Regions from separate parts of the Mus musculus genome. Here region 2 is linked to region 1. The links are chromatin loops, found by intact Hi-C in ENCODE. Cell type or tissue: heart. All regions are shown on one strand.

Region 1 (4,000 bases):
GGAGCTCCTGGGTCACCACTCTTTACTTAATATTTCCCCATGGGGAGCAGGATTCAAACATACATTGGGTGTAAGGGTTGACTGTGTGTTTGTTTGTTCTCTGTGAGCACCCAGAACAGGTGGCCCTAGAAAACTGCTGGTACCCTGAAGGGGTTTCCTAGTCTGCCTGGGGATTCTCCCATTGGCCTTTAGGCTGTTGGAAGATTTCACTAAATAAATGTGAATCACCTGGTGCCCACCAAAGGTTTTCACGGTACTGGGAAGCCACAGTTTTAAAACACCCAACTCTTTTTTCAGTGTGAAGCTTCCTTGAACTCAACAGACCAAGTTCTCCTGCTTAGGTTCTTCTGACTGGCTTCTGACTCAGCTAATTTCCCCTTGCTGTGGGGCCCCTTGAAGATCTTCCTCAGTTCCCCAAGCCCTGCTGCTACACAGATTCTCCGCTGTAATGCTTGGTCACTTCCCAATAAGTTCTGACCATGTGTCTAGGAGGTTGGGGGATCTGGAGCTAGTGTCAGAGCTGAGACTCATCCTTCATCCACGCCTTTATCTTCTGGCTGACCTCGAGTTCTTCCCTCTGCTTCCCATTCTCCATTCCAGCTGGCTCCCGACTAGGCCAAGGAATTCCCCAGTCAGCACACTGGGCTGCTTGTCCAAACCTTACGACCTCCTTTAAGGGTGTCATGAAATCAGAGATAAAACAGTCATGGGGATTCCCTGGTCGTCACATGAGGAAGCTCCTGCCTGCCAGGTTCATCACCCTGAGATCACCAGAGATGTCCCATGAATTTTCTCCAACACCCCTTCCAGCGTTCATTCATTAGCCTTCTGTACCCTGCAGAGAGTGCTCTGCACTGACTCTGGGAAGGAATAGTTCACGAGGGCTCGCCAGCATCTGTCACTAACAGGCTTTCGCAGACAAGCCCTTGCCAACAACTTAAGAGGAAACAAGATCCCAAAAGGCCCCCAACTGTCTGGTCATGTGACCTTCTTGGCTCTGCTACAAGAACGTCCTGTTCTTCTTGAAGTGATGTTTCTATTGAGGAAGTCACCATGTCATATGTGGGACAGGAAAAACATCTATTTCAAGTCCCAACGTAATCGCTCTGAGTTAGCGCAGTCTTTTCAAGAACTGCCTGGACAGCAGAGAAAGACCAGTTCTGAGGGAAAGGATGGAAGCCTGGATTGTTAAGTGAGGGAAGGCCAACTGCAGGGAAGAGGAGCAAGGGTTGTCGTTCTGATTCTCCGGGTAAAACATTTCTGGCTAGCCATGAAGGGTTGAGAGCATCCATCATACAACCCCCAAACCATGGTGTGGAGACGTTGGCACACACCCAGCAGACAGGGAAGGGGAATATCCCTACACCCAGCACAGCTGGGTCCTGCTGGACCTGGAGCATCTCCCAGAGGCCAATGTGTTGAAGGTCTGGTCCCCAGCTCATGGCACTATTGGGAAGTTCTGGAAGCATTATGATATGGATCACCAGATCCATAAGTGGATGTCAGATGAATTGGGGTGTACCCTAGAGGGGGACTGTGAGAGCTATGAAGGTCTCACCACAGCTGACTGGCTTTCCCAGAGTTCAAAGACGTGTAATAAGCATCAGTTTCATATTTCCTTCTCGAATTCCAGAAAGCAGACACCAAGCTTACCATTCCCATATCACTTGGGTTGACCACTAGAAACAAGGGTTGATCTTGAAGGCTCATGGACTCTCACACTGACATAAGAGAACAGGAGTTGGGGGATGAGCTGGGGGAGGGTGTTGGAGATCATCTGTAGTCTGGAAAGATGGCTCAGCAGTTAAGAGCACTTGCTGCTCTTGCAGAGGCCTGGGCTTCAGTTCCCAACGCACCCATGGAGGGGGACAATTGTCTCTAACTCCAGTTTCAGGGAGGGAATCTGATGCCCTCTTCTGGCCTCCATGAGCACTGCATGTATGAATTAAAATGCTCATACACATAAAATAAATAGAAATAAATCTTTGGAAAACAATAGGTCACCTGTGTTCTCAGACCCATGCTGTTTGGTTGGGCTTCCTAGCATGTTGGAGGTGTTTGGCTTGTAAAATTCTTGGGTAAGTGGGTTTATTTTATTCAGAGACTGTTTACACATCTCTGTAGTTTCATTTTCCTCAAGAACTATTTGAGTCTTAAGGAACTAGAACGACCTGCGTCTAGTTTTCACTTCTCACTAATCAATCAACCAATCAATTAGTGTTCTGTATTAGCCTGGTAAAGGAACAGACAGGGGCTGGAGAGATAGCTCATAGATTAAGAGCACTGGCTGCTCTTCCTGAGGTCCTGAGTTCAATTCCCAGCAAACACATGGTGGCTCACAACCCTCCATAATGAGATCTGATGCCCTCTTCTGGCATGCAGGTGTACATACAGATAGAGCACTTGTAAACTTTTAAAACGGAAAAGAAAAAAAAAAGAAAAAGACAGGTAGATGATAAGAGTTACTATAAGCCTGTCTAACCTGGAGCCTACCACTAATTACCCTGGAGCTCTCCAAGCAGTTTCTCCATTACCATACAAAGTCAGTGGAAAGCAATACTCCTTCCAAAAGTCCCAGGGGAGACCTTGTCTTGAGCATCTAAATTAGCGATGGCAGATGTTGCCATGCCTGATACTATTTTGCACTCTTGACAAGCATCACTTTCACATACACCGCTGACCCTCAGAGGTGCCCCAGGACTGCACTCCAGTGTCTACCAGCAACCACCTGGGCCTGCCTCATAGGAAGAAGTCAGCTCATGGTCTAAGTCTAAGTGCATGGTGGCCTCTGATAGTTTTGTCACGTGAACCTCAATCTAGAAACCTTCATGGTACTTTCTATAACCTTCAGTGAGTAATGGAATCCCAGGATTACAGATTGCAGGCGTGCTTTAGGAACTATCCAGTTTAATTTAAAAGAAGCCAAGAGCATCTGATGCTGCGGGTGGGGCTTCTTAGTTACTTGACTCACGGCTTCAACAAAAGACTCAAAAGAAAGCAACCTTAAGGGTGCCAAAGGCTTATTTGGGCTCATGACTCCAGACAATGCAGTTCACTGAGGTAAGGAAGGAATGTTAGTGAGAGCAAGAGGTGGCTAGTCACCTTACATCTTCACCCAGAAAAGACAGCGACAAATTCTAACGCTAATCCATTTTCTCCCTAGAATTCAGTCCATGACCTGAGTCCAGGGAGTGGTGCTGTCCTCTTTAAAGTGAATCTAAATTCTATCAACTTCACAAGTCAACCATCCAGAGTAACTATTACTTGGAGAAACTAAGGCCCAGAGAAGTTAAGAAACTTGCCCAGGGCCGGAGCACCAGCTGATGCATGAGCGGTCTCTCACACCCGTGTGCTACTCCAAAGGCAGCAGAGAACTTTTACAGGAAGTCGCTCCCAAGAGCCTGCATCCACTCCTTCGGTAAGTAGTAATAGAATTCTGTTGTGTTCTATGAACTGTGCTGGAGACTATAAAAACAGTAACTAGGAAGAAAGCAAAGAAAGAAAAGTTTCGATCCCTTCTTTATATCAAACAGGAAAATGTAAGAGTGTCCATGTCCTGAGGAGGGCAGGTAGTATAGCCTCGGTGTTTTAGGTACTCTGTGGATGACCAGAGAAATCATCAGGATGCTACTAAAACTGTTGAATCAACTTCAACATGTTTTTCCTGGAGATCTGAGTCCCTCTGCTCGTCCCCATAATCCACATAGTACGGTGAGAAGGACACAGATGTGAGAACATGAACTTGCCCTGAGTCTGTCTCCTTGAACCAGCTAGTTCATCTGGGGCAACTTACATCTCTCTAGGTCTCGGTTTCCCCATCACTAAGGGAAATGGGTAGAGGCAGGAGATCGCTAATCTTCCTGCCTAGCAACACATAGCAATTCTGCTAGACCAAAGCAAAGACAGGCTACCCAACCGTGCTTCACCTTCCCTTCTAACCAGATATTCTATGAAGCATCTGCCTCTGCAACCAGAACAACCAAAAGAACAAAAAAAAAAA
Region 2 (4,000 bases), 67 kb before region 1:
ACACCGTCACCATGATAGACCTGTCTCCTTGGAGATTACTGTAACCAATTTATTGACAAAAGGTTCAGAGGCCATCTCCCCCCAGTCCTTCCTGCAACCTTTCAAACCACCCAGCACCCAGCTCTTCAGGAAGATTCTAGAGCTCCTCTGAACTGAAGCCAACGTGGAAGGGAAACAGAGGAGTCTTTGAGAAATCCATCCTCCCTACTACTTTAGGCAAAGTGAAACCTCTGGCGCCTTAGAGGCAGGAGAATAGTTGTTTCTATCCCCGGACCTCAGGTTTCTGTAAAGAACCCTGCTCACACCTGATCCCCGGTTAAACTCTTCCCTAGAAACCTGCACGGGAAGATAAGCCCGCCATCCAAGCTGAAGCCAGCCAGATTTGCTGAAAAGCAGGGAAAGCAAGAGGGGGTGATTTTTAAACCCTGGAGGGTGGGGGAGACTTGGGGGTGAGGTCGAGGGACGAGGAAGACAGTTGCTAACAGCCTTTGGGACAGGCAGGTACCCAGCTGTGGTACAGAGCCTGTTTCCCATGCTGCCTGAATTAAGATCCTGGGTAGAGTGGCCCAAGATTTAACAATACACAGACCTGTGCCACAGTCCCCTGGAAGGTGCCACTCCAACACATAAGGGCTGGACAATCTTCTAGGGGGAGCTGACTCAAATAGTCGATTGATTCCCCTCTTGCACCCGCCTCTCCACCTCTATCCCCAAATGGCCCATCCATTTCTGCAAATGAGTCAAGGCATCCCAGGCCTGCCAGCTCCTCCAGATACCCAGGCAAAGCCTGTTTCTGCCGCTCCAAGGGTCCAGGAAGCCTAGCCTTCTTGGATAAGAGGGGAGGAAGAGTGCCTTCTAAACTGGGCAGGTTACCTAAAGAAGCCTGCTTACCTTCTTATATAACCTGATGTGCCTGACGGGATCCCAAGGGAACTGGGGACTGCCCCGTGGTTCCCTCCTAACCCAGCCAGAGCCCGCCGCAGCAATGCTCTTAAGCGAAGGAAGCCCTGTTGGTTAGATGCCTTTCTCAATACCCTCCCCTCCAGGTCTTGCAAAGAGAGCTACGGAAGAGGCTGAGGCGCGACCTGTCAGCAGGTCTGGGGCGTGCATGCCCCCTTGAGTCCCCCGCAGTCCCCGGCACAGTTTTCTCCCGCTCACCCCGCCCTCTCCTCCGTCTGTGCACAGCCTCCCAGCAAGAGCACTGGGGAAGGAAAGCAAGGAGGGAGCGCCCCGCTGTCCCGGCCACAGACAGGACTGTCCTGCCCAGCCGGGGAACCACCGGTGGGCAGCGGCTGCAGCCATCCGATAGAGTATTCCGGCCCTGGGGTGGCGGGAGCCCCAGCGGTAGCTACTCCGGGGGAGGCCACCCCAGGTGCCCGCAGCCCCGCCTCCCCCCTCCGTGAACCCACCGTGCAGAAGCCGCTGGCGGAGGCGGCGGCCCCGGGCCCAGAACCCTGCTGCAGGCGCGGTGCCCACTCCGCGCTGCTGCCGCCCGCTGCCCAGGCCCGTCCCGGCCCGGGAGCCGCCGCGGCGCCAGCCCCGCCGCCGCCGCTGCAGCGTCCGCTGCCGCCAGCGCCCCCCGTCGCGGCCGCCGAGTGTCCCTCCCGCAGGCTGTGGCGGGCGGCGGGACGGGTTGCATCAGCCCCGGCTATATAGCGGGCCCTGAGTGGCGGGGAGGGGTCGGGAATGCGGAACCGGCCGAGCTGCCAGCTCCACACGTCAGAGGGGGACGGAGAGGAAGAGAAGGAGGGGACGGGGAGGAGGGGGTGTGGATCGCCCGCTTCACACCCACTGACCTTCACCTCCCCCGCCGCCGGCGCCCTCCTCCCGCCGATGCTCGCGCTCCTCCGCCTGCGGGGCCGGCCCGGGCCCCGCCGCGCTGGTCCCGGCAGCATTGCGGTCCGGCGGCGCGCCCCGCCCGCGGCTCCCGAGAGCGCGAGGCAGCAGGACACGGCGAGCGGTTATGTAAGCGCATCCCCTGCTCGGCCTTGCGGCCGCCACCCCCAAAATGCTACACAGCCCGGGAGGCAGCGACGCGAAGGCGGCGGCCGGATGAGCAGAGAACCCCTTCCAGCTCAGCCCACGCCGAACCATCCTCCTCCGTCCGGTGCGCTCTCCCCCAAATCCAGAGCGAGGGTTCCGCGCAGTGGTGTCTTCGGACGCTGCAGGATCTCGCAAGCTTGTTTTGTTTTTCCGCGGAGGAGCATGGGCGGGGGTTTAAGGCGTTTGGAAGCCTTAATCCCTACCCACTGTCCACCAAAGCGTCCTGACGTCCTGAAGCCATGCGGTGAATGAACGAGCTCCTGAAGTGGAACTGCACCCTGAGGCCACCGTTGTTGTCAGTGGCTGGCCCAGTTTGAGCCAGGGCTCTTTGCCCAACTCCAGCAGGCTTTTGCCTCCCTTTGACAGGACGCAGCAGTGAGCCTACCTGACTTCTGCCAAACCTCCAAAGGCCTTCTTCCTCAAGGACTCCAGGGCCAGCTTCCGTGCTCTCTTCCCACCCTGCTACAGAAGTAGATAGTAAAGAACACTCTAGATAAAATATGACAGTCCCTCAAAGGCGGATTGTCTCAGGCAGAAATGCGTGTGGCATCTGAGAACTATTTGCACACACACATAGACACACACAGGTCTCCATACCCTTGGGGGGGGGGGCAGACCCCCGCCCTCTTTCCTCTTAAATCAGAAAGGAGTGGCAATGTTGACACTCAGTGACCTTCGGCCTCCTTCTCAGAGAGACAGCAGGTCATCACCCATAGAAGAAAGGAAGTGAAAGAAAAAGTTCAAGTCTTCATAGAGTACAAATGCTGAGATCGAAAGACCAACAGGGAGGGAAGGAAGTCCACGCGCCAAGCCGGACAAGCAGGTCTCCACGTGCGTGCCTGCCTGCAGGGAGGAATCGGTCTCCATTTTACCCGTAAGTCTTCCTGCAGGGGGGAACAGGTGAATGGAAAGAAACAGACCAAGCCCTAATGACATCACTGTCCATCTTCCCCGCCACCATCAGCCCACTTCCCTCACAACACTGATGAAAGGAAAAAAAAGAAAGACTCCAAAGGAACACACGCCACAAACTCCGTGGTAATGTGAATCACTCCTGTAGGACATGATTCTCCATCCCAGAAAAGCCAGCAGCACCTTTACAACACACAGAGATCAAAGCTGGAGACTGGGGAACTGGCTCACATGATGCTTCTCCCCTAAGATGAGGATCTGATGTTTATGGGAAAGAAAACAGGGAACAGGTGGAGCATTAAACCTCTGTGTGTCCTCTGGTGGGACTTTGAAAACGCTAAACTCATCTCTGTGCAGGGCCTAATAATTGAAAATGTGTCCTTAAAGCTGCTCTTCTCCAAGGCCTACTTTGGATCATGGCTAGGTGACAGGTGTCCTTCTGGGTCACTACTTCCTCCACAAAATAAATATGCTACAGGAAAGGCATTGGCGTGGGGGCACTAAGGGGTCTTTATTCCCTTTCATCTCCCCAATATCTATTAGGCTCCCCCATTTTGATATAGTTGTTACCCAGTTTTATATTGGATACTATACAAATACAGCTCAGACCTCCCTCCTAGCCACACCGTTTCCTACCAGACCTCTCTGTGTAGTCATTGTTTCTGGGCAAGGCTGGAGGGAAGGCCACAACTGGCTCCTTTGGGCGAACATGCAATCTCCTGATGCAACTGATCTACCTTAGGCTTTTAGGGAAACAGTGGTCTAGGCTAAGGCAGTCTGAATTAGGTGTCTTGTCTCTTGCAACTAAATAAAACAAACAAACAAACAAGTTTCCAATAAGATGCACATCCATGGGCCATCGGGCTGATTCAGAGATAACCACAGACCCCAGATAAAGTGGAGGAAACTAGGAGTTCTCTGGATTGGCCAGGGAGAGAGGCTACCAGAAGCTGACCTGAAACTGGAAGATGCCACCTGAGCAAAGATGTTTACTGATAATAATATTAATGCAAATAAAAATAGAGAGAAATCAAGACACCAATGG

The links. Peaks named below come from ENCODE experiments on the same cell type or tissue, not always from the same donor. Only the 100,000 strongest peaks of a DNase experiment are listed, where the experiment ranks them.
Region 2: a loop joins it to region 1, with 6 times the contacts of the local background. A loop is called at or near these places in 10 of 42 quality-filtered maps.

What each region holds. Positions count from the first base shown.
Region 1 is chr12:85,529,748-85,533,747 of GRCm38, reverse strand. The region is part of intron 1 of Gm32296 (a long non-coding RNA gene); the gene reads right to left. Among named protein-coding and RNA genes, the nearest start is that of Gm32296, 2.2 kb to the right of the region's middle. In heart, a CTCF peak has its summit at 1,917 (motif pointing left); DNase peaks (open chromatin) are centred at 17, 607 and 987.
Region 2 is chr12:85,597,024-85,601,023 of GRCm38, reverse strand. Jdp2 (Jun dimerization protein 2) reads right to left here and starts at 1,608. Exons shown (of 4, transcript NM_030887.2): 1 at 1,410-1,608. In heart, a CTCF peak has its summit at 2,155; DNase peaks (open chromatin) are centred at 1,153, 1,713, 2,363, 2,723 and 1 weaker place; H3K4me3 peaks cover 2,810 bases; H3K27ac peaks cover 2,225 bases.